Linked DNA regions of Homo sapiens: regions 1 and 3 are each linked to region 2. Evidence: chromatin loops called from intact Hi-C (ENCODE). Cell type or tissue: PC-9. All regions are shown on one strand. Each heading gives the region's core, and the rest is flanking DNA. Links, peaks and the distances in the headings are about the cores only. Region 1 overlaps ERC1 (ELKS/RAB6-interacting/CAST family member 1). Region 2 overlaps WNK1 (WNK lysine deficient protein kinase 1). Region 3 overlaps ERC1 (ELKS/RAB6-interacting/CAST family member 1).

Region 1 (10,603 bases), core at 1,008-9,007, 300 kb before region 2:
GATAGAGATAGAGATAGAGATAGAGATAGAGATAGAGACACAGATAGAGATAGAGATAGAGATAGAGATAGAGACACAGATAGAGATAGAGATAGAGATAGAGACACAGATAGAGATAGAGATAGAGATAGAGATAGAGACACAGATAGAGATAGAGATAGAGATAGAGACACAGATAGAGATAGAGATAGAGATAGAGATAGAGACACAGATAGAGATAGAGATAGAGATAGAGACACAGATAGAGATAGAGATAGAGATAGAGATAGAGACACAGATAGAGATAGAGATAGAGATAGAGATAGAGACACAGATAGAGATAGAGATAGAGATAGAGATAGAGACACAGATAGAGATAGAGATAGAGATAGAGATAGAGATAGAGACACAGATAGAGATAGAGATAGAGATAGAGATAGAGACACAGATAGAGATAGAGATATAGAGATAGAGATAGAGATAGATAGATAGAGATAGAGATAGATAGAGATAGAGATAGAGATAGATAGAGATAGAGATAGAGATAGAGATAGAGACACAGATAGAGATAGAGATAGAGATAGAGATAGAGATAGATAGAGACACAGATAGAGATAGAGATAGAGATAGAGATAGAGATAGAGATAGAGACACAGATAGAGATAGAGATAGAGATAGAGATAGAGATAGAGATAGATAGAGATAGAGACACAGATAGAGATAGAGATAGAGATAGAGATAGAGATAGAGATAGATAGAGATAGAGATAGATAGAGATAGAGATAGAGATAGATAGAGATAGAGATAGAGATAGAGATAGAGACACAGATAGAGATAGAGATAGAGATAGAGATAGATAGAGATAGAGATAGAGATAGAGATAGAGATAGAGATCATCAGCCTTTGTTTCATTTGCCACTGTATCCCCAGTGCTCAGAAGGGTTCTCAGCAGGTACTCCCAAAACCGTGTTGAATGAAGAGATCAATCAATACATCTTTCTCTTCTTTCACAATCTCGTCACAAAAGATGCCTATCTCTTTCTGAGGCTATGTAATTCCATCAACCTAAATCCTTTTCTCCTCTCTACCAACATGAATTGTTTCTTCTTCTCCCCATCTTTCTTTGTGGCTAGTCCTCAACCTACCAATCAAACAAGAGTCATGGTCGTCTATGCACATCATAATTAGCGAAGTCAGAAATGATGAATTCCAGTCCCAAAACTAATACCAAGTAGTTGTATAGGCCTTCAGCATGTCACTATATTCTCTCTGCACAGGGAGGAATTGCAGCGTTATGATCAAGAACGCAAGTTTGCGGGTTTGAATCGATCGGGCACTAGGTCATGTAACCTCAGTCTCTCTAAGTTTTAACTCCCCATCTGTAAAATGTTACAACAATTCTTATTTCTTAGAAGGTTACTCTAAGAATTAACTGGGAAAATGAAAGTATACAAACCCTCCATGGTACAAGACTCAGGTTAGATATTATCATACATATTCTTTAAATTACGGAAAGACTGGATGATCTCTAAAAATGCCCTCTAGTTCTAAGAATGTATTACTAACTCTTAGTATGCTGAAGAAGTCAGAACTGGGCTGGGACTGCAAGCAGAGGGTGCACGTCAAACAACAGCATCCTAGCTCTAGTGCCTAGTGCCAAAACATCCTAGAGCAAGGGCAGGTCCTCACCTTGTGCTAGATGCTGATCTCCTGAGCACCTCCGAAAAAAAGAACCACTTCCTCTTACTATTACTAAGATATAGATTATATTCCTTACCTATAATAAACAGAATTCCAAAACACAATTTCCTGGAGAAGGGGAAAAACCTGTACTACTTTGAAGCAGTAAGGTGTACATTATTTTGGCTTATTGATACAATCAGCTCTGCTCTGCACATTGAGAATTCATCCTGAAAATACATTTAATGGTAGGTCCCTAGTATAGCATCACAATTTTGGAACAAGAAAAGAACTTTAATTCTTGAGAATACTGTAAATGATATATCAAAAGTCCCAGTGTTACTAGTGAGAGTAGCCTCAAGTGCCAGTCAAAAGTGGTATGCTAATAAGCAGTTCACAAAATTCTCAATTATAAAAGCAAAACAACAATAATTATCTTGTCTAACCCATGCCATTACTATGAAGAGCAAATAAAACAATAAAGATCAAATCAAATCAAAGTGCTATAAACTGTAAGGTGTTTCGAAATTTTTTAACCCACTGAATTTAAATTTCCCTCCATGGCTGGACACAGTGGCTCCTGCCTATAATTCTTGTGCTTTGGGGGCTGAGGCAGGAGGACTGCTTGAAGCCAGGAGTTCAAGAACATCCTGGGCAACATAGTGAGACCCTGTCTCTACAAAAAATACAAATTAAAAAATCAGCCAGGAGAGGTGGCCTGCATCTGTAGTCCTAGCTACTCAAGATGCTGAAGTGGGAGGATCACCTGAGCCCAGAAGTTCAAGGTTACAGTGAGCTATGATCAAGGCACTGCACTACAGCCTGAATGACAAAGTGAAACCTTGTCGCAAAAAAAAAATAATAAATTAATAAAAAAATGTCCCTCCATATTCAGATGAGAACAGAATTAAACACCTAGTCATAAAAACCTTAGGAAGTTGTTATTATCATTATCCTCATTTTATAGATGAGGAAATGGAGGCTTAAAGAAGTAAAGTAACTCCTGAATGGATGCGGTGGCTCACACCTGTAATCCCAGCACTTTGGGTGGCTGAGGAGGACAGATCACCTGAGGTCGGGAGTTCGAGACCAGCCTGACCAACAGGGAGAAACCCCATCTCTACTAAAAATACAGAATTAGCCAGGTGTGGTGGCACATGCCTATAATCCCAGCTACTCGGGAGGCTGTGGCAGGAGAATCGCTTGAACCCAGGAGGCGAGGTTGTGGTGAGCCAAGATTGTGCTATTGCACTCCAGCCTGGGCAACAAGAGCAAAACTCCATCTCACACACACACACACACACACACACACACACACACACACACACACACACACACACACAAAGAAGAAGTAAAGTAACTCCTCTAAGGTCACACAACTAGTAAAGGTAGAGGGCTGGTTTTCAAGCCTATGTCTGACACCAAAGACCATGCTTTTAACCACTATATTACTAAATCCAGACCACCTCTGTGAAAGTCATCAGATTAAAAGAGATGGTTACAAAACGGGAGCGATTCCATATATACTGTACCTTGTATAACACCAGAGGGCCTTAGTCCATGTACCCTGAATAGGGAAAAAAAAAACAAAAAAAACAAAACAAAACAAAAAACAAACAGATCTTTTCACATGTAACTGTTTTCCTTAAAGGATTTTTAAAATTTTTTAAACTCCAGGCTAGGCACAGTGGCTCACGCCTGTAATCCGAGCACTTTGGGAGGCAGAGGCAGGAGGATTGCTTGAGCTCAGGAGTCCCAGACCAGCCTAGGCAACACAGTGAGACTCTGTCTCTGCAAAAAGTTTTAAAAATTAGCCAGGTGTGGTGGCACATGCCTATAAGTCTTGGCTACTCAGGAGGCTGAGGCAGGAGAAGCGTTTGATCCCAGGAGTTCCAGGCTGCAATGAGCTATTAATATAATCATGCCACTGCACTCCAGCTTGGGTGACAGAGTAAGATTCTATCTCTAAAAATAAAAATGAAAGAAAAACTCCATGCTCCATGTTCTTTTTTCATATATACTTAATTTAGTAATCCGAGTGTTAGATCGAAGTCTGGGATAGCTGCAGAAAAGATGAAATCAACTAAGAGCAAATTATAGAAACACATGAAAACTTTCAAAGAGCTGGTATAAACTGCCTTTTACTGGGCTCTAACACTGGCAAGTTACATTGGAAAAGGTGACTCTTGTCAAGTGCCACCAGAGTAATTTTTTAAGCAATGCTAATAAATAGACATATTACATTCTTAAAATCATCCCAAATTCCAAAGAAAGTTAGCTTTCATTCTTTTATCTTTTATGATGAGATGGTTCTATTTGCGCAGTGGCCCTAGTAACTTACAGAAATAATCACTGAGACTCAGCTACTCCTGCAATGGCTAAAAACTAAAAACCATTCATGAATGACAATAAATACAATCTATTCTCTATGGTACAAGAAACCAATCACAAGCCCATCTGGGTGAGACCTGGCTAATAAGAATATTATTTGAGGGGGGTACAAAGAGAAGCATGGATTGCCAAGGGGGAAAAGTCATTTATTAGACTGTGACAAGCTTTTAAATGTTTGCATTATCATTAACCAACTGCTTGGTTCTCTGGTTTGTACACCTGCCACCTCCATCCAAAGCTATTACAGTAGCAAACTTGGAAGTGCGGCTGACCTCTAGAACACTGGCACCCTCTTCTGACCCTTTTGCTGTATTGCATGCACTCAAGCTACTGAAGTGAAAAACGATTAATAAAGCTATTACATTTTAAAATAACTTAAAGAGTGTAATTGGATTGTTTGTAACTCAAAGGATACACGATTGAGGGGATGGATACCGCCATTCTCCATAATTTATTTTCACATTGTATGCCTGTATTAAATATCTCACATACCCCATAAATATATATACCTACTATGCACCCACAAAAAATTTTTAAAATAAAGCTATAAATGAATAACTTTGCAGGTAACATTATCTAGATGATTTCATATTTATAATTCCCTGAATAAACCTAAGTTTAGCTTAATAAAAGTAAGAAAATGCAGATCATCTAAATACTATGTTCTCTTAACATCTCAACAGTATATGCATTAGTTGATTTTATTAGAAGAATTATAAAATGATAACAATGACGAATGTACAAAGACTTTACTATGTGCCAGACACTGGCAGTAAATAAACGAGTTTAATTCTAACAACAAACTTATGAGTTAAGCACTACTATTCTCTTCACCTTACAGACGTGAAAAGTGAAGTGTAAGGAAGTTGAATACGTTCCCAGGATCACGCGACTCATAGTAAGTGGTAAAGATGGAAGTCCAAACTCAGTAAACATGACTCTAGAGCCAAAGCCTTAGCCACTACTGCATCTCATGATTTTATACCCAAATATCTCTGTGAGGTAGAATGGAGCTGACATCATAACAAAATGAAACATAACTAAAATAGAAAAAGTGTAAGTTATAAGAAAAATGACAAACATGTCAGCTAAAATCTCCCATTTTTAACAAAGCCCCAAATTGTACAGATAAAAATATTACATGAAACAGTTTAGGTTCCTTCTTCATTCTTCCTTATTGGAAGATTCTTGTCTTCTAAGACTATGAGGTTTTTATTCTTTCTTTTCCTCCTCATTCCTTTTTTCCACCAAATTATGTTCTTATTTTTCTTTAAAGAAAAAAAGCTAATCTACATCATATGCTTTATGTTTCTTCTATAAAGCAAAACTACTTATCTATTCTTAAATTATCTATTTCACTGCAACCTTTAAAAAATATTTATATTAAGACAGTAAATCCACATGGTATCATCAACTCTTTCTCTTCGATCATTGAAAGTAAGATAGATAAGAATCGATCTGGGATTATTTAGCAAATACACTAAATATCTATCTGAAGTCATATACCTATCTGAAGATGGTGGATACCTAACTGAAGTCATAGCCAATAGTCTAGATCATCTTCCAAGATTTTGAAAAACACTGCCCGGGCATGGTGGCTCATGCCTGTAATCCCAGCACTTTGGGAGGCAGAGGCGGGCGGATCAAGAGGTCAGGAGTTCGAGACCAGCCTGGCCAATATGGTGAAACCCCATCTCCACTAAAAATACAAAAATTAGCCAGGCTTGGTGGCATGCGCCTATAATCCCAGCTACTCAGGAGGCTGAGGCAGGAGAATCACCTGAATCCAGGAGGCGGAGGTAGTGGTGAGCCAAGATCACGCCAAGCCAAGATCACACCACTGCACTCCAGCCTGGGCAACAGAGCGAGAGGCCATCTCAAAAAAAAAAAAAAAATTCTAAAAACACTAACTTTATTTTCAAACAGGATATGAAGACACATTGTCTAATAATCTGTGGTTTAAAATTAGACTATCTAGAACTTTAACAGATTCCAGTTTCCTATATACAGTTATTCATAATATCACAACTTAAAGACACTTAAATGTACTCCAAACACAGTGTAACCAAGCTCATTGTCATTCATGACTAGAAAATTCACCAGGGGTTGAACTGAAGCTTCTAAATCAATGATTTCTCTTTTACAATTATCCTTTTATTTTTAATACTGTCAGAGTATACTTTGAAGTACAGACTTGGCAAAAGTTTAAAGAATTAAAAACATAAACTGCACCTGTTTTAACTTGTTAGATCTAAGAACAACTGAAATAAGATGGTTACATTTTAGCACAGTGACTGATCACGCTGCTGAAGAATTAATCATAACATTACTCATATTTCCCAATTCTAAACATAACAAAAACAGCACAGGTAACGCTTATGAAAAGGTGCCAAGAAACCAACTCCCCACAAATCCCAGAATTGTTTCTACCTCAGTCTGCAGGATGGCAGCCCTCTGCTCCTTAGCAGTCAAGGACTCCTTCAACACTTCAATGTGCTGTTTACTATCTGAGAACTGGTTTGTGAGTGTTTCTAGCTTTGTCTGCAGGGCGAGTAGTTCTGTGTCCTTTCTGGACAGCTCCTGTTTCACCTGGCCAATCTAGAAAAGAAGTAAAACACTTTAAGGAAAAAAGAAATAAAACAAACACCTCTTATCTGTATCTTTCACAGATCTGAGTCACAAAATATGAAACTAAATGCAGCACGAACTGTGTGATAGGTCATATTCATCTTTTTGCATGACATAACCTTGGATCTCCCCAACCCTGAGCCAAAAAAAACCACTAAACTTATTCAACCAATAGGGAAATGTCCAGTTTTCATTTATTGTGTCTTCTAAATATTCTTTGAAACCTCTTAGAAAGGGAATGGAGGGAAAGGAAATTCCAATTCAATTAGATGACTATGAGACAGCAGTAAGCAACTGAACACCACTGTACTGATGAAATGGTTTTCATTTTTCTAGGTGAGACCTCTTCAGAACATGATGGATCAAATGCAGGATGAGTGCAGATATAACAAAAAAGGTTTTAGAAACCTCCTAGTACTATTTAAAATTCAAAATCTGCTGCTGTTGTGCTAATTTTTCACTGTTATCTTTTTCATTCTCAAAAGTTTGCATAAAATTCTTATCTTAAAAAGCCACTTTTAATGTTATACATAACATGGTTTTGTAAAATCCTATAATTTGATGTTATGTGTATTGATTAATTTCTCTCTTAACATTGAAAGTATTTTCTTTCTAACACCTTCTTTACATTCCTGTTTTCTAAGAATTTTAAAAATAGTTTTTTACCCTAAATGGAAGCCATGTAAACAGAAATTACATCTCCTTTTAAATTATGTCTACCACCTAACAAGGAACTAAAAAAGATACTAATTATTGGAAGTATACATTTGACAAGTCAGTAATTTCGGTGTCACTGATGAAACAAAAAGTTATCTTTTCATTTTCAAAAACTTGAATGTATCTAAAGTATTGTAATTGTAATAATCTTAGGTATAAGGGATAAAGCTTTTGAGAACAATTTCCCATGAAGAAATAAATTTCACATTAATTAAAATTAGACCTTTGAGGAACACCAAAAATAAATTTCCAATTTAGCCTTCTGTTTCAAAAAAGATTAAGTATTTTTCTCATATGCATAAAATCTCTTTTTAGAGATATAGTTATTCATTCATTCAACAAATATTTCTGTATGCTTATTGTATACAAAGTACCTGAGGATACTAAAAACATCAGTGGAAGATAATTTTAAACGGTGGCTATATTCATCCTGCAAAATAGTATGTACCCAAGAGTTAGCACACACTGTAACAACGTGGAGTCTTTTATGATATCCCTTCACCAATAAAAACAACCCATTAACACTATTCCATTCCCTAACACACTGATTGTAACAAAAACACATTTGTTGTATGAATGAATATTTTGGGGGATGTTCAAAGTGTTACCATTTTCTCAGCTAAAGAACTATGACTAAGATTATTCAAATTTCCAGCTACCTCCAATCACGTGGTCAAAAATAAATATAAAAATCTGTTTCGTCATCATCTGCATTATTAAGTAAGCTTCAAATAATGCTATATTGACCTTAAAGACTAAGAAAGAAAAGAAAATATTTTAAATGAAAAGCAGGGTTTAGGCCGGGTGCAGTGGCTCACGCCTGTAATCATTGCACTTTGGAAGGCCGAGGCGGGTGGATCACAAGGTCAGGAGATCAAGACCATCCTGGCCAACATAGTGAAACCCATCTCTACTAAAAATACAAAAATCAGCTGGGCATGGTGGCGCATGCCTGTAATCCCAGCTACTCAGGAGGCTGAGGCAGGAGAATCGCTTGAACCAGGGAGTCAGAGGTTGCAGTGAGCCGAGATCTCGCCACTGCACTCCAGCCTGGCGACAGAGAAAGACTCTGTCTCAAAAAAATAAAGAAAAAGAAAAAAAGAAAAGAAAAGCAGAGTTTAGAAGCACAAATTTTCCTTAAAGACTGAGAAGGGAAGACATTATAAAGGGGAAGCAAATATAATACAAAGCTTAGGAGCACAAGGCTTTGCAGACATTCACCTATCAGAACTAAGCTAGCTATGTGTCCCTGAATAATTACTTTCCTAATCAGTTTCCTAATTAGTAATAAGGAGAAATTATACGAATGCCACTGTACTGTTTATGGATTCAGTAAAATAAAGCGTGAAATGTGCTTAGCCTGTTGTCTGACTCAATGCAGAAATTACTAATAGTAGCTATTTTAAAAAGGAAGTTATTGATCAACCTTCCCTCTAGCCAATATATGGTTTCCATAAACCAAATTAGACCCTTTCCACCAAAATATTTCCCTTTTTAATATATACTATAAAGTGGACCATAAATAGCAAATCTACAAAAGTAGCCCAAGTTTGGTTTTTTAAATGCTGTATTTTTTTATTCCAGTCTTAGCCACAATTATTTTCAGAAGCAGTTTTTGCTGACACTTTGACAAATGTGTGCACAGCCTAGTATAGGTCAGTAAAGAACTTGTAAGCAGTATGTGGAAGAAGACTGCCTGTATAAAACCAAATCCTGCCTCTTACTAGCTGTGTTTTCCTAGGCACCATTCTGTTACCTCAGTTTCCTCGTCTATAATTTGGAGTTGATAATATGTCTAACTCAGCACGTTATAAAATGTTTACAGTAAGTGTGCAAGTGTTAGCTACTTTATTATTCAGCCATCCCTCGGTATCCATGGGTCCATGGGGGACTGGTTCCAAGACACACCTTGGATACCAAAATTAATGAAGGCTGAAGTCCCTGATATAAAATGATGTAGAATTTGCATATAACCTATGCACATCCTCCAGTATAGTTTAAATCATCTCTAGATTACTTGTAATACGTAATACAATGTAAATATTTACAATGTAAATAGTTGTCATACTGTATTGCTTAGGGAATAATGACATGGGAAAAAAGCCTGTACATGTTCAGCACAGACACAACATCCATTTTTTTACCCTGAAAATAAAAAACAGTTGGTTAAACACACAGATGCAAATCCACAGATATGGAGGGCCAACTGTATTTATTTTATTATTATGTTCTGAATTGAAATTTTAAGTTCATTAGAATATTGAACTAGATTTAGATACCTGAAATAAGTCTCTTAGTAATTTCAATTTACTAGATAAATACTTTCTATACATCTGTCCTAAAGAAAGTAACATTTGTGGCAAAATCACTCACTGGAGACTTAAAGATAATGTCTACATAAGGTAAAGCACTTTGCTCAAGAGTTTCAAATTCAAATAAACTCTAGGTGATAGGCCTAGAACAACTGCATATATTCTTGTACCTAGGAAGAAAAGAAGGCCGCCATTCATATAAACCAACAATAAAGGGTTGAGAAAGAAACAGGCTTTGAAATACCATCCACAGAGTGACAAAAGCAACAATAAAGTACCAGGTACAAGGCTTCCAGAACACGTGAAGGCTCACTGCACACAAAGTGACATGTGGGTCAAACTAGTGAACAGGAGTCAGTTAAAGAGCAGAGCAGGCTGGTTAGTGCTAGTAATGGGCAAAGCTGCCAACCATAGAGAATGAAAGGGTAAGCCACCCAGAAGCCATAGAGCTAGCAGGGTCCCACTGTGGGACCACTGCACACAAAGAGGTAAATCTTACGGCAAAGACCTCAGCCTGAAGACCAGCCGCTTTCTTTTTCAGCTCCTCCCATTGAGCCTCTTTCGAACTTAGTTCCTCCTTCAGTTGTTCTACCTGTCACGACATTATTATTCTTTTTCACTTATGTGTCAACTTAGGTCTTCTTCTTGTCTACTTTTGAGGCAGAATGGTAACTAGAAATAACAATAACTTATATAATACAATCAAATCTGTTCCCCTCATTCCCTCTTCAAAGAGCCATAGGTAGTTTCTAAGTTCACAGGTTTTTTCCCCCCACAGTGGACTGGAATGTGCTAATCAACAAATGAAAAACATAAACACAGAGATCATACGGCACTATGTCTTGTTCTCAAATCAGGGTGAAAAATCCAAACTAATAGAAAGTTGGTTATGTGAG
Region 2 (10,603 bases), core at 1,545-9,544:
TTCACGGATTAGAAGACAATATAGTTAAAGATGGTGATACTATACAAAATGATCTACAGATTCAACACAATTTCTGTCAAAATTCCAACAGCCTTTTCTTGTAGAAATGGAAATCTAATCCTCAAATTCACATGGAATTTCAAGAAGACCCCAACTGTCAAAAACAATAGTGAAAAAGAAGAACAAAATTGGAGAAGTCACTTCTAATTTTCAAAATTTACAAAAATTACTATAGTAATCAGAGCAATGCGGTACTGGCATAAGAACAGACATGTAGGCCAATGAAATAGAATTGAGAGTCCAGAAATAAACCTATACATATGATTAAATAATTTTTGAGAAGAGTACCAAGACCATTCAATAGGTAAAAGTCTCTTCAACAAATGATGCTGGGATAACTGGACATCAACATGTAAAAGAATGAAATCAGACCCTACCTCACGGCATACACAAAAGTTAACTTAAAAATGGAACAATAACCTAAATAGAAAAGTTAAATTGATAGAACTCTTAGAAGAAAACTTAGGGATACATCTGTATGCCCTTGGTTATTTATGACAATGGACTCTTACATGACACCAAAAGCCCAACCATCAAAAGACAAAGCAGATACATTGGATTTTATCAAAATTTAAAACTTGGCACAGGCTTGAGCATCCAAATCAGAAAATCCAAGATCCAAAATGCTCCAATAGAAAATCTGAACTTGAGCACCAACATGACACACAACAAAAATGCTCATTTGAACATTTTGGAGTTCAGATTTGGGAGGCTTAACTGGTAAGTATAATTCAAAGTTCCAATATCTGAAAAAATTCAAAGCCCTTCTGGTCCCAAGCATTTCGGATAAGAGATACTATACTCAATCTGTACATCATAGAACATTATCAAGGAGCAAAAAAGGCAACCTATAGGAGAAAATATCTGCATATCATGGATCTGGACAAGGGTCTAATTTCTAAAATATATAAAGAACTCTAATAAATCAACAAAAAAACAAGCAATCCAATAAAAAATGAGCAAAGAACTTGAATAAACATTTCTCCAAAGATACACAAATAGCCAATAAGCATATGAAAAGATGTTCCACATTATTAATCATTAGGGAAATGCAAATGTAATCCATAATGAGGTATCATGTCACTCCCGGTAGGATGCCTCCTCAAAAAGTTAAACAAAGATTTCCACATGACTCAGCAATTCCATTCCTAGTATACAGCCAAAAGAAATGAAAACAGGTACTCAAAAAAATACTTCTGCACAAATATTCATAGCAGCAGTACTCATAATAGCCAAAAGGTGGATACAGCCCAAATGTTCATCAATGGATAAATAAACAAACTGTGATATTTCCATGCAATGGAATGTTATTCAGTCATAAAAGGGGATGAAGTACTGATGCGTGCAATCACGATGATCCTCGAAAACACCATGCTAAGTGAAAGACGCCAAACACAAGGATCCATAACATACTTTGAGTCTATTTATAGGACATATCCTGATTAGATAAATCCATAGAGATGGTAAAAAGTTGGTAGTTGTCAGGAGCTGAGGGTTGGGAGAAATGGGAAATTGTTCCACGGGCATAGAGTTTGTGACATGAAAAGCATTCTAGAAATTGCACAGAAATGTGTTTGTATTAACACTACTGAACTATACACTTAAAAATGGTTAAGATGGTAAATTTTGTTATGTTTTTTACAATAAAAAAATCCCATCCACGAATGGCTGGTCCCAGAGATCAGGCAGTCCAACCACTTGTTTTACATACACATGGGGAACTGAAGCCCAAATAAGGTTAGCTATTTGCCCAAAATCACAGTTGGTCAGAGGCAGCGGTGGGAGCAGTCACAACTTCTACTGCAAGTCTAATGCTCTTTCTACTTAATAAACCCTCCTGTTGGCATAAGCCTCTGAAGCTCAGAAACTGAAAATTTCTTTTTAATTGTAAAAAGAAAAAGAACTTAGATAATGTGCAATTAAAGAAAAAATACGCTGCCTGGCTGGAGGAAGGGAAATGCAGAGTAACTGCTTAATGGGCACAGAGTGTTCTGAGGTGATTAAAATGTTGAGTAACTTGATAGATGTGGTACTTACAAAACATTGTGAATGTACTAAGTGCCACTGAATTGTACTTTCTAAAATGTTAATTGTATGATATTTGAATTTCATGTCTATTTAAAAAAATACATCTAAATTTATCTCAACTTTTAATCCAAATTTTTTTTCTTTTTCTTTTTTTGAGATGGAGTCTCACTCTGTCACCCAGGCTAGAGTGCAGTGGCACAATCTCGGCTCACTGCAACCTCCACTTCCGGGGTCAAGCGATTCTCTTGCCTCAGCCTCCCGGGTAGCTGGGATTACAGGCGCCCGCCATCATGCCCAGCTAATTTTTCGTATTTTTAGTAGAGATGGGGTTTCACCATGTTGGACAGGCTGGTTTCGAACTGACCTCAGGTGATCCTGACCTCAGGTGATCCATCCGCCTCAGCCTCTCAAAGTGCTGGGATTACAGGTGTGAACTACCACGCCTGGCCTTAATCCAAATTTTCTGACTCATACATTCCCATCTTATTTTTCAGCTATGGGTGTTTTATCTGTTTCAATGTAAATATACATAGAGAACAAAGGTAGAAACTCGAAAGGTCCAAAAAGCACGCATTTTGGAATTAATTCCCATTCCTTCCCAATCTGCCTCTCCAAATGCTGCCAATGGTCCTAGTTATCCATTCTTCCAGAAATGAATATGAATGTTTTCAATCTACTTGCTTAGGAATCTGTATACATTCTCAATCAGAATTCTTAAATTCTGAAATTTTTCTTTTTCTCATTCTCTCTACTTTTTCATTTTTATTTTTGAGATGGAGTCTCGCTCTGTCACCCAGGCTGGAGTGCAGAGGCACGATCTCGGCTCATTGCAACCTCCACCTCCTGGGCTCAAGTGATTCTCTGCCTCAGCCTCCAGAGTAGCTAGGACTACAGGGAAACCCCTTTTAGATAATTAAATCTATCTGGGTCTTCTCACTACTATGTCATCCTCTTTAAATATTTTCTGTCTTTTTTGTGTGTTCTGTTGCTCATTTCTTCGTAGTTAATATTCCTGTCAATTCAATTCAGTCTGCTGTTTAACCGTTAGACCATTTATGTTTGAATTTTAATGTTCTTATTTCTAGAAGTTCTTCAGAAGCTTTTAAATTATGCCTGTCTTTTTTTTCTTTGGTGTCTTTTTCCTTCAATTCCTTCTTTTCTCTTTATACACTTCATATACACTTACAAATATCTTTACTGACATCATTATGTAAATAATTGTTTGTAATCACTTTCAGACTTGTCCATGATATCCTTAATTGTTGCAGTGCTATTTTCTGGTTGTGTCTATTCACCTTCATTGGTGTGATTTGTAATTTAATTGTGAGGTCATCTTCTTTGGAAACAGTTTTGCCTCTGGACACTGACCAAGGAACTGTGAAAATGTCCCCGGGAGTTTTCTTTCCGTTCCTGATCAATTATCATGTATGTTCTTCGGTTTGGGATTCCTGTACCAAGTAGATGGTACAAATTTATGTTATAGCGCCATCTACATATGAGATGGAAGAATACCAAACAGGCTGGGCACCGTGGCTCATGCTTGTAATCCCAGCAGTTTGGGAGGTCAAATCGGGATGAGGCCAAATCAGGATGAGCTCAGGAGTTTGAGAGCAGCCTGGGCAACAAAATAGACACTGTCTCTACTAAAAAAAAAAAAATTGTTTTTTTATTAGACAGGTATGGTGGTGAGCAACTATAGTCCCAGGTAGTGGGGAGGCTGAGGTGGAAGGATTCCCTGAGCCCAGGAGTTTGAGGCTGCAGTGAGCTATGATTGTGCTGCTGCACTCTGTCCTGGGCAACCGAGTGAGACCCTGTCTCCAAAAAAAGAAAAAGAAAAGATTAGTTTACAGAATAATTAAGAACACTGGTAGCATTTGATGTGAATTTCTATTTTTCATAGGTCTCCCCTCTTATCCACAGTCTTCTGCACACAGGTAAAATTCCTTGCAGCTTTCACTGGCTAGAGCACTGAGGTCTCTCTTTTCACGGATAGTTCAGTTTTTTGACACAGGCTAAGTTCTAGCTCCCCTCTCTACCTAGTTCTAAGGCTTTCTGTCCTTGCATGGACATTAAAACTAGCATCAACTCCTCAACCAATATGTGGTCTAAAATCCCAGAGTATAAGTTCCTGTTTTGGCTTTGAGTTATCTCTGCTTATTATCTGGAGGTTAACCTTTCTTTCCTTAAAGCTTAGACACGTATTGGAAAAAACTTTTATTATATTCCACATTTCAGTTTGTTGGTGTGGGACAGCCATTCCACAGGGGCTTATTACCCCACTATGTTACCCAAAGCTCCTCAATATAGTTTTTAAAACAAGTAAACCATTGTATTTTAGAGTAATCTTAGGCATGCCAGACAAACTGTTGACAACCAAGTAAGTATCCAAACCAGTGGAAAGAATCTCAAGATGTACACATAATTATTACCACATAATTCTCCTTAATTCATTCAAACACTTATTATTCAGTATTAGACACTTCCAGTAGAATGTGATATCTAGCACTTGTTCATAGTACTAGGTATATAGTGCTAGTTAGCACATTCTAATGGAAGAAAAGAGAGTATCAAGAAGCCTGACTAACTAGGATAAAGGTATTGCCATAAACAAGAGTGGAAGTTGGATAAAGAAATTAGAATTTGCAGGACAGAAATGATCTGTTCATGTTTCAACATGCTAACCGTAAGCATTTCAGAAAACATGCAAGTGACTATATCCAGGTGCTGTAACACTGTATTCCAATGATCTGGAATTAATCAGCTCAGCAGTATTAACTTTAACAATTAATAAAGAATATATGCCACAGTGATAATTTAAAAATATCCAATTTCACCAAATAAAAAATTTATACAAGGTAACTTACTACAGGTTCTTCTCTGAGTAAAAACAGATCCTCTAAGATACCAGGGGTCCCCAACCACTGAGCCACAGATCAATATCAGTCCATGGCCTTTTAGGAACCTGGCCACACAGCAGGAGGTGAGTGGCAGGCGAGCAAGCAAAGCTTCATCTGTATTTACAGCCGCTCCCTCACTGCTCGCATTACCACCTGAGCTCTGGCTCCTGTCAGCAGCATTAGATTTCTCACAGGGCCATGAACCCTACTGTGAACTGTGCATGCAAGGGATCTAGGTTGAGCGTTCGTTATGAGAATCTAATGCCTGATGATCTGCCCTGTCTCCCATCACCCCCAGATGGGACAGTTGAGTTGCAGGAAAACAAGCTCAGGGCTCCCACTGATTCTACATTATGGTGAGTTGTATAACTATTTCATTATATATTTTAATGTAATAATAATAGAAATAGAGTGCACAATAAATGTAATGTGCTTGAATCATTCCAAACTTCCCCAGCCCCACCCCCGCACCAGTTCATGGAAAAACTGTCTTCCATGAAACCAATCCCTGATGCCAAAAAGGTTGGGGACTGCTGCTCTAAGAAACCTGGGATTACAAAGGCATACTCCAACACTTACCAAAAGCTCTTTACAATAAGTAACGGGAAATTTCTGCATTAAACCTATTTCTGTGAAAGGAATGATAGATCTAGCTATTTGGGGATTAATTTCTGATGTTATGGGAAATGGAACTAAAAGTATTTTTTAAGTGATAACTGTCACAATATAATCTGCATCTGATATAAAAGTTGCAGGGATATAGCAAAGCACAATACAAATGAAAAAAATAGGTAGTTTCTCAATAAACCTTAATCTCATTTTAACCACTAGAGGGCTACCTTGACATTTGATTTCTGATTCCTTAGCCACTCTTTTTTTTTTTTTTTGGAGACAGAGTCTCACCTAGGCTGGAATGAAGTGAGGTGATCTCAGCTCACTGCAACCTCCGCCTCCTAGGTTCAAGCGATTCTCCTGCCTCAGCCTCCCAAGTAGCTGGGGTTACAGGTGCACGCCACCATGCCCGGCTAATTTTTGTACTTTTAGTAGAGACGGGGTTTCACCACGTTGGCCAGGCTGGTCTCGAACTCCTGACCTCAGGTGATCCAACCTCAGGTGATCCGCCTGCCCCGGCCTCCCAAAGTGCTGGGATTACAGGCATGAGCCACCACACTCGGCCATAACTTCTCATTTCAATACTTACCAAGAAATAATTATCAAATCACTTTATATACTAGAGGACTTTGTGGGCAAGGAAATATGCTAATACAGTAACAGTTGGAAGGACTGTTCCCTTCTTAGGCTGAACAACCAAAGTGAAACTGGTAGACCTGAAATTTAAAAAATCAAATTCTCTCATACTTCTTGGTCAGCTTTTGTAATACTGATGAACTTACGTTTTAAGTGTTCCAGACGTCATAAGTTCAGTCACCAAAACAATGCACTTCTTTCCTTTTACTGTGGATTCCCAGGAATCATAAAATCTAACAATATTGGGATGCTGAAGACCTTTTAACATTTCAGCTTCTTCTTTAAATCTCTGCCTCTCAGACTTTGTTAATTTTCGATCCTAAAATCAAAAACCAAAACAGAATGTGGTTTAAAATGATAAAACACCAAATCAGACAGTTAATCTTAGACACTTAAACATTACTAAATCATGATCGATGGTGTTTAAAAAATGCAAATGCTGAAGTTATAAATGATAGATTTGGATTATATACATTCATGCTTGAGATCATTTTAGTATCTTTACTGTTAATGTGTAACTCAGATATAGTCTCATTTTTGTAAGGTGCAGTTAACTTTCCATATCCAACATAAGTCATCAATTGCTAGACATGCAATTTAATGTCAGGAAATGAACATAGGCTTTGGAGGCAAAGACCTAAATATAAATTCCAGTTCTATCTTTGCCTTGATTAAAATCAATCTATCTTTAACCAAAACATTGTTTTTATTTTTGTTTGTTTGTTTAAAAGACAGGAAGTCACTCTGTGACCAAGGCTGGAATGCAGCGGTGCTATCATAGCTCACTGCAGCCTCAAATCCTGGGCTCAAGGGATCCTCCCACCTCAGCCTCCAGAGTAGCTAGGACTACAGGCATGTGCCACCTTGCCCGGCTAATTTTTTAATTTTTTGTAGAGATGAGGTCTTGCTATGATGCACTGGCTGGTCTTGAACTTCTGGTGATCCTCCTACTTTGGCATCCCAAAGCCTGGGATTACAGGTGTGAGCCACTGCATGAAGCCTAATTTTTTTTTTCTTTTAAGCAATAACTTAAATACTCAAGTATTTGTCTTCAAGTCAGGAAAATTCTCAGTATCTCTCTAAACACTGTCTCCTCTCATTCTCTTTTTTTCCCCTTCCAACTCTTCTTTTCTTTTTAAACAATTTTTAAATGTGTGTGAGTATGTGTATAACTTTAGTTTATCCTTAATATCCTTTAATTTCTCTCTCATTTTCCATTTCCTTCTGTATGCTACTTTCTGGGCAATGTTTTCTGATCTACCTTCCTGTTCATTAATTTTTCTCTTCAGTTATTACATCAATTATTAATTGAACTTTAAGGTTCTCACTCTGTCGCCAAAAGTACCCAATAAGGAATGTAATAAAAGGAAACCAAGTTACTACTCCTGTTTCTACTCTGCCCAATAGCATTAAAACCAATGGATACTATGTACATGCCTCTTACATAACACTTAATCACAGGCAACATTATATTGACTCTTATCCCCCATAGAATAAGCCCTCAGAGGCTTTTTGTCATGAAAAGGCAGTGACAAGATACCTTTTTGTGTTCTATCTTTAGCACCTGACAACCTAGCATAGTGACTTGTTCAACAGCCATTTGTTGAATGAATTCCATAAATGTCTTTTCCCCTCAATACCCCTTTAAAAGTGTGTGTGTGTGTCCTTAATAAGCAGTTAGCATTTCCCCAAGGATAAAAAATTCCTGTGACTTAAAAGAAAAATGAGAATTGAAATTGGGCCTCTGAGTCTCAGTTAAGTCCAACACAACCCATACAGAATGATCAACTTGCAAAGGTCCCAGCTTTTGATTTTTAAAAATGGTTTGTAAAAGCTTATTGTAAAAAAGCTGCCAACTACTTATTTATAGCAAAGCATAGAGGGAAAAAAACGGGGGACTTCTTTGCCATCAAAAATCCGTATTTAATTTTCCTTGAGAATACACTGAATGACAATCTAAAAATTCCATAGAAATATTTAGAATATTTTATCTCTAATTTGCCCAGAAGACATCTATACTATAAATACAGGCTACTTTATATAGCTAAGTGTTTTTATCCTTTCTGAAAAGTATTATTTATTTTAAGGGATCTGAGAACCCCTGCTTAATGTTTGAAGTTAGAAATACAGATGCATGACAACAGATTATCATCAACAAAGCAGGAAATGGGGGAAACCTAAACAAATAATTTGGGGCTTCTTTCAATAGTTTGTCTACTTGTTCCATCTATAACTGAATATTGTTTTTTTTTTAATCTAGGAACATTTCATAAAATATCTTAGAGAAGTACATAATTTTAGCACCCAAAAGACTTTAAGACAATAATAAAGTAGATCAAAACTAACATAAGACACAGATCAGAAGGAACACCTGGGGTTTTAAAAATAATTTTTGCCAAGTATTTGCCATTTACTAGTTGGCTGCTTCACTTCATTTAATCCTCAGAAAAATGTTGTGAGACGAACTGACTCACAAAATTTTATTATCTCCCTCAAATTCACATGAAAAACAGAACTAAGAGACAAATGAAGATTTGGTTCAAAGCTCATGTTTCAATGACAACAAACAAACCCTAAATATTTTGCAAAACTTCTAAAATAATTTTCTTCTCAGAAGATCCACGTTTGTTATTATATAATAATTATTGAAAAGAAATAGGAACTTTATACTAAATTACAGCTGAAGGTAAAATAAGAGGAACCATATATTGTTTAAATATTACCAACTGTCAATCAAATTATCATGAATACAATGATAAAATTTTAAAAGACCGTATCAAAAAGTAGCATTAAAACATCAAGTGAGACTTAGAATGGATTAGCCACTGTTGCTTTTTAGAACCTTCTCTTCACCATTATGGAGCTGGATATTCCTGGGGCCTTAATATACTATACTATCCCAATTGCAGCATTCATTACCTTCAATATAAACTAAAGCTGATACAGCTAACCCATTCTATTCATTTCGTTCATTTCTTTCCATCTACATTAAGTTGTTTTGACAGGATAAATGAGCAAAACCAAGGATCCGTGTCACATGACCTCTTCATAACATGCACAGTTCCAGGCTGCTGGGGGTGGGGTGGGGGTCAGGCAACAACTAAAACAATTGCTCATCTCAGTACTACCCAAATTACAGTGCTCAGTAGATTATCCACTGATGTAATTTCTTCTGGAGTGAGAAGCACAATGCTAATGTTTAGTACAATGACCTCATAACCATTTGCACATCTTCCGTCCCTTGCTTTTAAGAAGCTGTTTCATTTTAAACATCCTCTGACAGACATCTCTCTTTACCCTCATATTTTAGTATTTTTAAAGTAGCAATCCCATCCTTTGCTATTGTTCACTTTATTCGCCCAGAAGCAAACCTTCCAAACCAATTGTGCTAATGGAGCAGTGAGACTAGTTTTCATTCATTAAACTTGAAATTTTTACTTTACAGCTAACAACTGTATCCCCAAAATTATCTGGTCCTCAAGTCTTATTAACATTTAAATTTCTCTAGTATTATATATGTGCAATATTCAAAATTTTACTGCTAAATTAAGACCACACATGATAACTCTACATATCAAAATATGGGTGGAGAAAAGTGTCTGGAATTCTTGATTAAAATATTTTAGGTCAATATTGGAATACTCCCTCCTTATCATTTTCTGCACCACACTGACTTAGCAAGACATGGGCATCTATTTCACCTTTTTTTTTTTTGAGACGGAGTCTTGCTCTGTCGCACAGGCTGGAGTGCAGTGACACAATCTCTGCTCACTGCAACCTCCACCTCCCGGGTTCAGGCAATTCTGCCTCAGCCTCCTGAATAGCTGGGATTACAGGCGTGTGCCACCACACCTGGCTAATTTTTGTATTTTTAGTAGAGACAGGGTTTCGCCATGTTGGTCAGGCTGGTCTGGGACTCCTGACCTTGTGATCTGCCCATCTCAGCCACCCAAAGTGCTGGGATTACAGACGTGAGCCACCGTGCCCGGCCTCTATTTTATCTTTTAAAGTGATACTAATTGTTGTTGGGTATTAGGATAAAGAAATAAAAACTTGTCTTCAGGCAGAGGGTACAGCAGTTTGTAACATTGCTTTCCAGGGCAGCATGGGTTTCAGTTACAGTTTACAGAGAAAACAATTTTTTAAAGAATTATTCTATGTGTTAAAAGAAATTAAGCATATAAATAATTATTTAAGTCTGGCAACTCTCTCATAGGCCTATATGGTATAACAGCAATTCAAAGATGACAGAAGTATTAACTGTAGGTAACTAACTCTTCTTAAAAACTTCAGAATTAGAGATTGAAGGCCTGGGAAAGGTTGGAAAAACTACAACTAGAAACAAAATAATAATTCTCATGCAAAAATTC
Region 3 (10,603 bases), core at 1,173-9,172, 280 kb before region 2:
CTGTAATCCCAGCACTTTGGGAGGCCAAGGCGGGCAGATCACTTGAGGCCAGGAGTTCAAGACCAGCCTGGCAAACATGGCAAAACCCCGTCTCTTCCAAAAATACAAAAAGTAGCTGAGCATGGTGGGGGGCACCTGCAATCCCAGCTACTCGGGAGGCTGAGGAAGGAGAATCGCTTGAACCTGGGGGGCAGAGGTTACAGTCAGCCGAGATCGCGACATTGCACTCCAGCTTGGGCAACAGAGTGAGACTCTGTCTCAAAAAAAAAAAAAAAAATTAAAAATTAAAAACAAAACACAGAGAAGGGAGCTTACCAGAAAAGCAGCACTGTCTAACCTGACAAGGGTCCCCTTGAGTCTTTGGCCAAATACTAAGCTGTGCATGTATAGGGCAAGCTGCCACAAAATAAGATCAAGAGCTACTGGAGAAAGAGCAACTATCAGAGAGCCATGAGTTGAGTAACTACCTGAACCCCATAGGGCTGGGAAAAATTCAAGTTCCAAATAGTGGGGAGAACAGCAGAGGCATTTAGTAGAGACACTAAAAGGTCAAGCTTAGGAGTAGAGCTGATGTAGCCTAGAGAAAAGGCTATTCTAAACCAGGCCTAACAGAGTTTAAAAGCAAGTCTTGAAAGGATCAAGTTAATCCCCAAGTAAATTAACTCTTGCCAGACAAAACAACCCTTCATTAAGGAAGGTACCAAAATCCAGATACTCAATCACCTTGTGTCCAAAATGTCCATCATACCACAAATTCTATACACACGAAGTAGGAAAATATGACCTACAACCAGGAGAGAAGTCATTCCACTGAAATAAACATGGATATTACAAAGATGATGGAATTGTCATTCCAGCTAATAAGCCAAGAAATGCTCCAACTGCACGAGAAAAAAAAGGAGGAATTAAGGGCAAATCGGTAATTAAGAGATTTAAAGCATATTTTTGAAAAACAGACAAAACAAAGACATAATTCTTAGGGATGATACCTAGGAATGATATTAATTTAACATATAATACAAGATAACAATACTATGATAGTAAGGATCAGATGTGATAAGTATAATAAGCAAAGGCATGATAACTATAAAACCCAGAACACTGGTTACTTTTAGAGGGAAGGGAGAGTTCTGGCTGGGTTGGTTCACGTACAGGACTTCTGGGTGGCTGTGAAAGTTCTATTTCTAGACCTAGGTAGTGGTTATGAGGGTGCTTACTTTATAATTTACTTAACTATACACCTGTTTTATTCTATTTCTTACATGCATTCCATATTGTATCAAAAAAGAGTTTTTAAAATCTCTTAAAATTATTTGTTTTCTTCCATCCCAACACCTAACACATTAATTAGTTTAGGCCATAATAATCTCTCACCTGCCTTAAAACGACAAACTCGTCAGCCTCCTCCCAGCCTAGTTTGTCCATGTTGAATCTGTTCTGCACACTACAAGGTGATTGACTGGGCACACGGTAGATATTTAACAGTATTTGTTCAATAAATGAGTGTCGAACTTTAAATTGTCTGAGTAAAAATAAAATGAACTCTGCTAACTGTAAACAATCTTCATTTATTAACAAAATTTTATAACCTATACTTTACAACATTTTTATTTGGTATTTCTGTATCTACTTGAAAATATTAAAACTGCATTTTTTAAAAAATAACACACAATTTAGATTTTCAACTTATTTCATCTGATTTCTCCTCTTGAGCATCACCTAATTCCTAAAGAAAACCGAAAAATCCATTTGAATAAAAAGTCCTGACTGGGTGCAGTGGCTCATGCCTGTAATCCAAACACTTTGGGAAACCAAGGCAGGCAGATCACTTGAGCTCAGTAGTTCGAGACCAGCCTGGGCAACACGGTGAATCCCCATCTCTATGAAAAACACATAAAACTAGCTGGGTGTGGTGGTGCTCATGTGTAGTCCCAGCCACTTGCGGGGGCTGAGGCAGGAGGACTGCTTGAGCCTGGGAGGTGGAGGCCGCAATGAGCCAAGATCACGCCACTGCACTCTAGGTGACAAAGTCAGACCCTATCTCAAAAAAAAAAAAAAAAAATCCTTCCCTGCGTACAATAAAGAATTGGGGTGTATTTTAAACCATCCATAGGCATAAAGCTTTTCTACAAAGACGTTTTAAAACCCATTGCTCAAAACAAACTCCCATTCAGAAGCCTGCACCTTACAGTTCACTATGAACACATCTTCCAGTCAGTGAGCTCATAAGCTCCCCTTTCCCACCAAGCACATCAAGCCTATGCCTCCCGCATTGTCAATAGAGAGAGAAGACTGGAAATAGAAGTACTATTCAAAGAAGTGTAAGAAGTAGAATATGCTATTTGGTCACTTTATTTCACTCCTTTTTGGCTGAAAATTTTCATTTGAAAAAATTAGAGGTAGAAGTATCTGAATCTTGTTATATAGTCTATTTGTCTTTTTTTGTCTTAGTCCATTTAATGTTGCTATAATATACTTTCAAATGTGGTAGACCATAAAAAATATGTTCATTTTCTCTCCTTAAATAACTAAAGAATAATGACTAATTTATATTTAGAAAATAAACAAGTTAGAAACAATTTTTTTTTTTTTTTTGGTGCAGTGGCACAATCTCGGCTCACTGCAACCTCCACCTCCCGAGTTCAAGCGATTCTCCTGCCTCAGCCTCCCAAATAGCTAGGACCGCAGGCATGCACCACCATGCCTGGCTAATATTTGTATTTTTAGTAGAGACGGCATTTCAGCATGTTGGCCAGGCTGATCTTGAACTCCTGACCTCAAGTGATCTGCCCACCTAAGCCTCCCAAAGTGCTGGGATTACAGGTATGAGCCACCACGCCTGAGAAACAAAATTTAATAATTCTCCTTTTCCCTAGTTGTTTCTTTGTAAAAGTAAGTCAACTTTTACTTGCACACCTGAGAGAAAGAAGTATGTGTGACTAAAAAGTAAAACTTAGGTCTGAAAATTTTTTTTCAAGTTTCAAGTCTTAGCCCTCAGCACCCTTGGTTCAAGGATAGAAGCTCCACATTGTTCGGGAAGTCCCTTCACAGATTCAATTTCTGAATTTATCATACTGACAACACAGCGGAGACAGAAATAAAAAAGAAGGGAGGGTAAATGGAAAGAACTGTTACCACTTTTTCGTATCTTAACTTGCCCAGTGTCACACACCATTGTACCTGAACCCATTACCATCTCTGGTAATAGTAGTGTGCTCAGAAAATGTCACCTTGTCAAAATGGAAATGAAGGACAAATGATGTAATTTAAAAAGGAGAGGAAGGGCCAGGCACGGTGGCTCACGTCCGTAATCCTAGCATTTGGGAAGCCAAGACCAGCGAATCACTTGAGGTCAGGAGTTCGAGACCAGCCTGACCAATACAGTGAAACCCCATTTCTACTAAAAATACAAAATTAGCCCAGGTGTGGTGGCACACGTCTGTAATCCCAGCTATTTGGGAGGCTGAGGCAGGAGAATCACTTGAACCCAGGTGGCGGAGGTTGAGGTGAGCTGAGATCGCACCACTGCACTCCAGCCTGGGCGATAGAGCGAGACTCTGTTGCCAAAAAAAAAAAAGAGAGAGAAGGAATAACTTAAATAAATAAGGTATGCAACTGTTCTCATCTTCCAAAATTGCTACAAAAGACAAACTAAGAATTTCTTTTTCTTTTTTGGCCGGGTGTGGTGGCTCATGCCTGTTGTCCCAGCACTTTGGGAGGCCGAGCCGGGAGGATCACTTGAGGTCAAGAGTTTGAGACCAGCCTGGCCAACAAGGTGAAACCTCATCTCTATTAAAAATACAAAAATTAGCCAGGCATGGTGGCAGGCACCTGTAGTCCCAGCTACTCAGGAGGCCGAGGCAGAAGAATTGCTTGAACCCGGGACGCGGAGGTTGCGGTGAGCTGAGATTGCACCACTGCACCCCAGCCTGGGCGACAGAGCCACACTATGTCTCAAAAAAAAAAAAAATTTCTTTTTAAATTCCTATTCATTTTCTATGTTTTTCTATATATATATATATATATATATATATAGAAAAATATATATATTTATATAGAAAAATATACATTTATATATAGAAAAATATATATTTATATATAAATAAATACACATAAACATATATATATGTTTCTTTTTTTCTTTAATCTCCTCTGCTTATACCTTCTATCTGCCAGTAATACTGACAAACTGACAAGCAGTCCTCAGATATGCTAGTTAGATTCAGAATTCCCTAGCCTAGAACATATTCAAATATTAGCACTTTTAACCTCAAAGATTTTTGCAAACCTAACACGATAGCAGTTGTACTAATACGGTTTGTTGATTAAAATACAGACAAAAAACTAGTAGGCTGCAATAATGTTTTAAAACAAAGTTGTATTTTATTAATCACAATAGCATACCAGCATTTAAGTAAGTAGGAGCACATACTGAAATATATTATTTAGTTGGCCTATAGACAATGTTTGGTATGCATATGGATTGAAGACCCAAAAATTCCACAGCCAACTTAGGTATCCTCTGCTAGCGGACTGAAAACCAAAGTTGGGGCCTCAAATGTTGGTGTATAACAGAATCACCTGTCAAGCCCTCAGCACTAACCAAGTCTTGCCTGTAATTCAGCATTTGTCCAAGAGATGTCCCCACTCTTCTAACAGTCAAATGAAAGGAGCTACAGCGAAATAATACAAAAGCTAAGAATAAGCGGTCAAACAACAATGTGATTTGAGTACAAACAGAAAATACAATGCTTCATTGAAATCTTACTTTTTACCTCTCGGCTTTTGGGGGGGAGAATTATTTACCTGCCAGCTACAAAATCATGTTAATAAAGAAAACGTAAAACTAATTACAAATGTTACTACTAATAGCTACAAATGCCATTTTAATGCTATCTTATTTCATCAAATCTAAGATGCCACTGATTATAAGACACACCACTGTTGTACATGCTGAAAAGAAATAGTGGAAATGCCTCCAAATAAATCATGACACAAAACTTTATCATAAATTTAGGGTTTTGTTTGTTTGTTTTTGAGGCAGAGTGTCACTCTGCACGCTGGAGTGCAGTGGTGCAATCCTGGCTCACTGCAACCTCCGCCTCCTGGGTTGAAGCAATTACCATGTGCCAGCCTCACAAAGAGCTGGGATTACAGGCGTGCACCACCACACTCAGCTAATTTTTGTATTTTTAGTAGAGACAGGGTTTTGCCATATTGCCCAGGCTGGTCTCGAACTCCTGGCCTCAGGCGATCCGCCCGCCTTGGCCTCCCAAAGTGCTGGGATTACAGACGTGAGCCATTGCACCCGCCCTAGAATTTTTACTTAATACTGATTGCAAGAGTTAGTTTTTTTAAACTTATTTAAACAGAGTTTAATCACATACCATCATAAACTGTTTTCATAACTTTCTCCATACCGGGTAATTTTGTTTCAATGCTGATTCACAGAATATTTATGCAGAAACACTGAACAACAAAGTTAACATGGGAAATGCCAACAATGCTCATACCTCAGCTGAAATGATGACAAAATGAATGGACATGATTATATTTGTGAATACACGGGCAAACAAATATACCAGGACTGCTGCTTTGCTGATATAGACTGTTAACATGACACCAAGTGTTAACACTTAACTCAATTTCATTGTTAAAACAGGGAAAGTTGTGACTTTTAGAATTGATTAAATGTGGGCCGGGCGCGGTGGCTCACGCCTATAATCCCAGCATATTAGGAGGCCGAGGCGGGCGGATCACGAGGTCAGGAGTTCAAGACCAGCCTGACCAACATGGTGAAACCTCGTCTCTACTAAAAACAGAAAAATTAGCTGGGCCTGGTGATGGGTGCCTGTAATCCCAGCTACTCGGGAGGCTGAAGCAGGAGAATCGCTTGAACCCAGGGGGCGCAGGTTGCAGTGAGCCGAGATCGCACCATTGCACTCCAGCCTGGGCAACAGAGCGAGACTCCGTCTCAAAAAAAAAAAAAAAGAATTGATTAAATGCCACTTTTTTTTAAAAGATGGACAATAATTCAATAACTAATGAAATTTCTGGATACCCTAGCATTGCCAGCCCATAATTCTTTGTGCTGCTTCCTGATACGCTAGTGATATTCTGTACATCTCCAGCAATCATTTCAAGTCCCCATTCCCCTAATCTAGATTACAGCAGTTAAATTCCTTACTATACTCCCTTGTTCACTCTTCTCTCCTTCCTCCATTTATTCTCAGCACAACCAGAGTAAATTTTAAAAGCAAATCAGATTGTGTCACTCCCTTGATTCAACGGTGGAATGGTTTTCTCTCCCATTTTGAATAAAATGGTTGCATTATCTGCAAGGATCATAAAGGCAGGTACTTTTTCTCAAAGACAGCATGGATTTGTTTGCTGCTATATCCTTAGTGCTGTGCGCATGGTTGGTGTCCAGTAAATACGTGATAAGTGAATCTGACTCTGGCCACCTCTCCAATTTCGCATCTCATTAAGTCTTCCCCTTATACAGTATATTCTTGCCCTCCAGCCTCCCTCCTGTTTCCTCAAAACTCCTTCCTATGAGGTCTTTAAAACTGTTAATGCTTCTTCATGAAATTATTTTACTTGGCAAAGCTGGCTTCTTCTCTTCAGATCTCCACTGAAAGGGTACCTACTAAAGGACACTTACCCTGTTATAAAATCCCCTTCCCAACTTAATTAGCACTCCACCCAGAAAGTCTTTCTGAACAGTGCTGATGCACAGCATTCCATCCTTGTAAGATAAAAAAAGAAACAAATAATGAAGGAATCTATAAATAATAAAAATGGGGCTGGGTGCAGTAGCTTACGCCTGTAATCCCAGCACTCTGGGAGGCCGAGTCAGGCAGATCACCTGAGGTCAGGAGTTTGAGACCAGCCTGGCCAACATGGCGAAACCCCATCTCTACTAAAAATACAAAAATTAGCTTGTGCACGCCTGTTGTCCCAGCTACTCAGGAAGCTGAGGCAGGAGAATAGCTTGAACCCGGGAGGTGGAGGTTACAATGAGCCAAGATTGCGCCACTGCACTCCAGCCTGGGACAGAGCAAAGCTCTGTCACAAATGATAATAATAATAATAATAATAATAATAATAATAATAATAATAATAACAACAACAACAACAACAACAATAATAATAATAATGGGCCAGGCATAGGCATATTGCCTGTAATCTCAGCACTTTCAACAACAACAATAATAATAATAATGGGCCAGGCACAGGCATATTGCCTGTAATCTCAGCACTTTCAACAACAACAATAATAATAATAATGGGCCAGGCATAGGCATATTGCCTGTAATCTCAGCACTTTCAACAACAACAATAATAATAATAATGGGCCAGGCATAGGCATATTGCCTGTAATCTCAGCACTTTCAACAACAACAATAATAATAATAATGGGCCAGGCATAGGCATATTGCCTGTAATCTCAGCACTTTCAACAACAACAATAATAATAATAATGGGCCAGGCATAGGCATATTGCCTGTAATCTCAGCACTTTCAACAACAACAATAATAATAATAACGGGCCAGGCATAGGCATATTGCCTGTAATCTCAGCACTTTCAACAACAACAACAATAATAATAATGGGCCAGGCATAGGCATATTGCCTGTAATCTCAGCACTTTCAACAACAACAATAATAATAATAACGGGCCAGGCATAGGCATATTGCCTGTAATCTCAGCACTTTCAACAACAACAATAATAATAATAACGGGCCAGGCATAGGCATATTGCCTGTAATCTCAGCACTTTCAACAACAACAATAATAATAATAATGGGCCAGGCATAGGCATATTGCCTGTAATCTCAGCACTTTCAACAACAACAATAATAATAATAATGGGCCAGGCATAGGCATATTGCCTGTAATCTCAGCACTTTCAACAACAACAATAATAATAATAATGGGCCAGGCATAGGCATATTGCCTGTAATCTCAGCACTTTCAACAACAACAATAATAATAATAATGGGCCAGGCATAGGCATATTGCCTGTAATCTCAGCACTTTCAACAACAACAATAATAATAATAATGGGCCAGGCATAGGCATATTGCCTGTAATCTCAGCACTTTCAACAACAACAATAATAATAATAATGGGCCAGGCATAGGCATATTGCCTGTAATCTCAGCACTTTCAACAACAACAATAATAATAATAACGGGCCAGGCATAGGCATATTGCCTGTAATCTCAGCACTTTCAACAACAACAACAATAATAATAATGGGCCAGGCATAGGCATATTGCCTGTAATCTCAGCACTTTCAACAACAACAATAATAATAATAATGGGCCAGGCATAGGCATATTGCCTGTAATCTCAGCACTTTCAACAACAACAATAATAATAATAACGGGCCAGGCATAGGCATATTGCCTGTAATCTCAGCACTTTCAACAACAACAATAATAATAATAACGGGCCAGGCATAGGCATATTGCCTGTAATCTCAGCACTTTCAACAACAACAATAATAATAATAACGGGCCAGGCATAGGCATATTGCCTGTAATCTCAGCACTTTCAACAACAACAATAATAATAATAATGGGCCAGGCATAGGCATATTGCCTGTAATCTCAGCACTTTCAACAACAACAATAATAATAATAATGGGCCAGGCATAGGCATATTGCCTGTAATCTCAGCACTTTCAACAACAACAATAATAATAATAATGGGCCAGGCATAGGCATATTGCCTGTAATCTCAGCACTTTCAACAACAACAATAATAATAATAATGGGCCAGGCATAGGCATATTGCCTGTAATCTCAGCACTTTCAACAACAACAATAATAATAATAATGGGCCAGGCATAGGCATATTGCCTGTAATCTCAGCACTTTCAACAACAACAATAATAATAATAATAATGGGCCAGGCATAGGCATATTGCCTGTAATCTCAGCACTTTCAACAACAACAATAATAATAATAATGGGCCAGGCATAGGCATATTGCCTGTAATCTCAGCACTTTCAACAACAACAATAATAATAATAATGGGCCAGGCATAGGCATATTGCCTGTAATCTCAGCACTTTCAACAACAACAATAATAATAATAACGGGCCAGGCATAGGCATATTGCCTGTAATCTCAGCACTTTCAACAACAACAATAATAATAATAACGGGCCAGGCATAGGCATATTGCCTGTAATCTCAGCACTTTCAACAACAACAATAATAATAATAACGGGCCAGGCATAGGCATATTGCCTGTAATCTCAGCACTTTCAACAACAACAATAATAATAATAACGGGCCAGGCATAGGCATATTGCCTGTAATCTCAGCACTTTCAACAACAACAATAATAATAATAACGGGCCAGGCATAGGCATATTGCCTGTAATCTCAGCACTTTCAACAACAACAATAATAATAATAACGGGCCAGGCATAGGCATATTGCCTGTAATCTCAGCACTTTCAACAACAACAATAATAATAATAACGGGCCAGGCATAGGCATATTGCCTGTAATCTCAGCACTTTCAACAACAACAATAATAATAATAATGGGCCAGGCATAGGCATATTGCCTGTAATCTCAGCACTTTCAACAACAACAATAATAATAATAATGGGCCAGGCATAGGCATATTGCCTGTAATCTCAGCACTTTCAACAACAACAATAATAATAATAATGGGCCAGGCATAGGCATATTGCCTGTAATCTCAGCACTTTCAACAACAACAATAATAATAATAATGGGCCAGGCATAGGCATATTGCCTGTAATCTCAGCACTTTCAACAACAACAATAATAATAATAATGGGCCAGGCATAGGCATATTGCCTGTAATCTCAGCACTTTCAACAACAACAATAATAATAATAATGGGCCAGGCATAGGCATATTGCCTGTAATCTCAGCACTTTCAACAACAACAACAATAATAATAACGGGCCAGGCATAGGCATATTGCCTGTAATCTCAGCACTTTCAACAACAACAACAATAATAATAATGGGCCAGGCATAGGCATATTGCCTGTAATCTCAGCACTTTCAACAACAACAATAATAATAATAACGGGCCAGGCATAGGCATATTGCCTGTAATCTCAGCACTTTCAACAACAACAATAATAATAATAACGGGCCAGGCATAGGCATATTGCCTGTAATCTCAGCACTTTCAACAACAACAACAATAATAATAATAATGGGCCAGGCATAGGCATATTGCCTGTAATCTCAGCACTTTCAACAACAACAATAATAATAATAATGGGCCAGGCATAGGCATATTGCCTGTAATCTCAGCACTTTCAACAACAACAATAATAATAATAATGGGCCAGGCATAGGCATATTGCCTGTAATCTCAGCACTTTCAACAACAACAATAATAATAATAATGGGCCAGGCATAGGCATATTGCCTGTAATCTCAGCACTTTCAACAACAACAATAATAATAATAACGGGCCAGGCATAGGCATATTGCCTGTAATCTCAGCACTTTCAACAACAACAACAATAATAATAATGGGCCAGGCATAGGCATATTGCCTGTAATCTCAGCACTTTCAACAACAACAATAATA

What was found. Hi-C counts contacts between places; a loop is a spot of excess contacts. Peaks named below come from ENCODE experiments on the same cell type or tissue, not always from the same donor. Only the 100,000 strongest peaks of a DNase experiment are listed, where the experiment ranks them.
Region 1: a loop joins it to region 2, with 3.0 times the contacts of the local background. A loop is called at or near these places in 2 of 110 quality-filtered maps.
Region 3: a loop joins it to region 2, with 7 times the contacts of the local background. A loop is called at or near these places in 33 of 110 quality-filtered maps.

Annotation. Positions count from the first base shown.
Region 1 is chr12:1,111,911-1,122,513 of GRCh38, reverse strand. ERC1 (ELKS/RAB6-interacting/CAST family member 1) reads right to left here. Exons shown (of 19, transcript NM_178040.4): 6 at 10,216-10,299; 7 at 6,481-6,648. It overlaps LOC124902857 (a long non-coding RNA gene), which reads left to right. Exons shown (of 3, transcript XR_007063157.1): 2 at 4,892-4,948; 3 at 7,015-7,100. Among named protein-coding and RNA genes, the nearest start is that of ERC1, 130 kb to the right of the region's middle. RefSeq lists an enhancer at 5,915-7,114. In PC-9, for the core only: CTCF peaks have their summits at 4,145 and 4,364 (motif pointing left); DNase peaks (open chromatin) are centred at 4,313, 6,513 and 6,603; H3K4me3 peaks cover 1,615 bases; H3K27ac peaks cover 3,049 bases.
Region 2 is chr12:809,591-820,193 of GRCh38, reverse strand. It overlaps WNK1 (WNK lysine deficient protein kinase 1), which reads right to left. Exons shown (of 28, transcript NM_018979.4): 2 at 6,380-6,552. Among named protein-coding and RNA genes, the nearest start is that of WNK1, 62 kb to the right of the region's middle. In PC-9, for the core only: CTCF peaks have their summits at 1,604, 3,341, 3,544, 5,814 (motif pointing right) and 1 weaker place; DNase peaks (open chromatin) are centred at 2,533 and 5,813; H3K27ac peaks cover 2,030 bases.
Region 3 is chr12:1,087,390-1,097,992 of GRCh38, reverse strand. The region is part of intron 3 of ERC1 (ELKS/RAB6-interacting/CAST family member 1); the gene reads right to left. Among named protein-coding and RNA genes, the nearest start is that of ERC1, 100 kb to the right of the region's middle. RefSeq lists an enhancer at 2,898-3,047. In PC-9, for the core only: CTCF peaks have their summits at 4,429 and 4,629; a DNase peak (open chromatin) is centred at 4,662.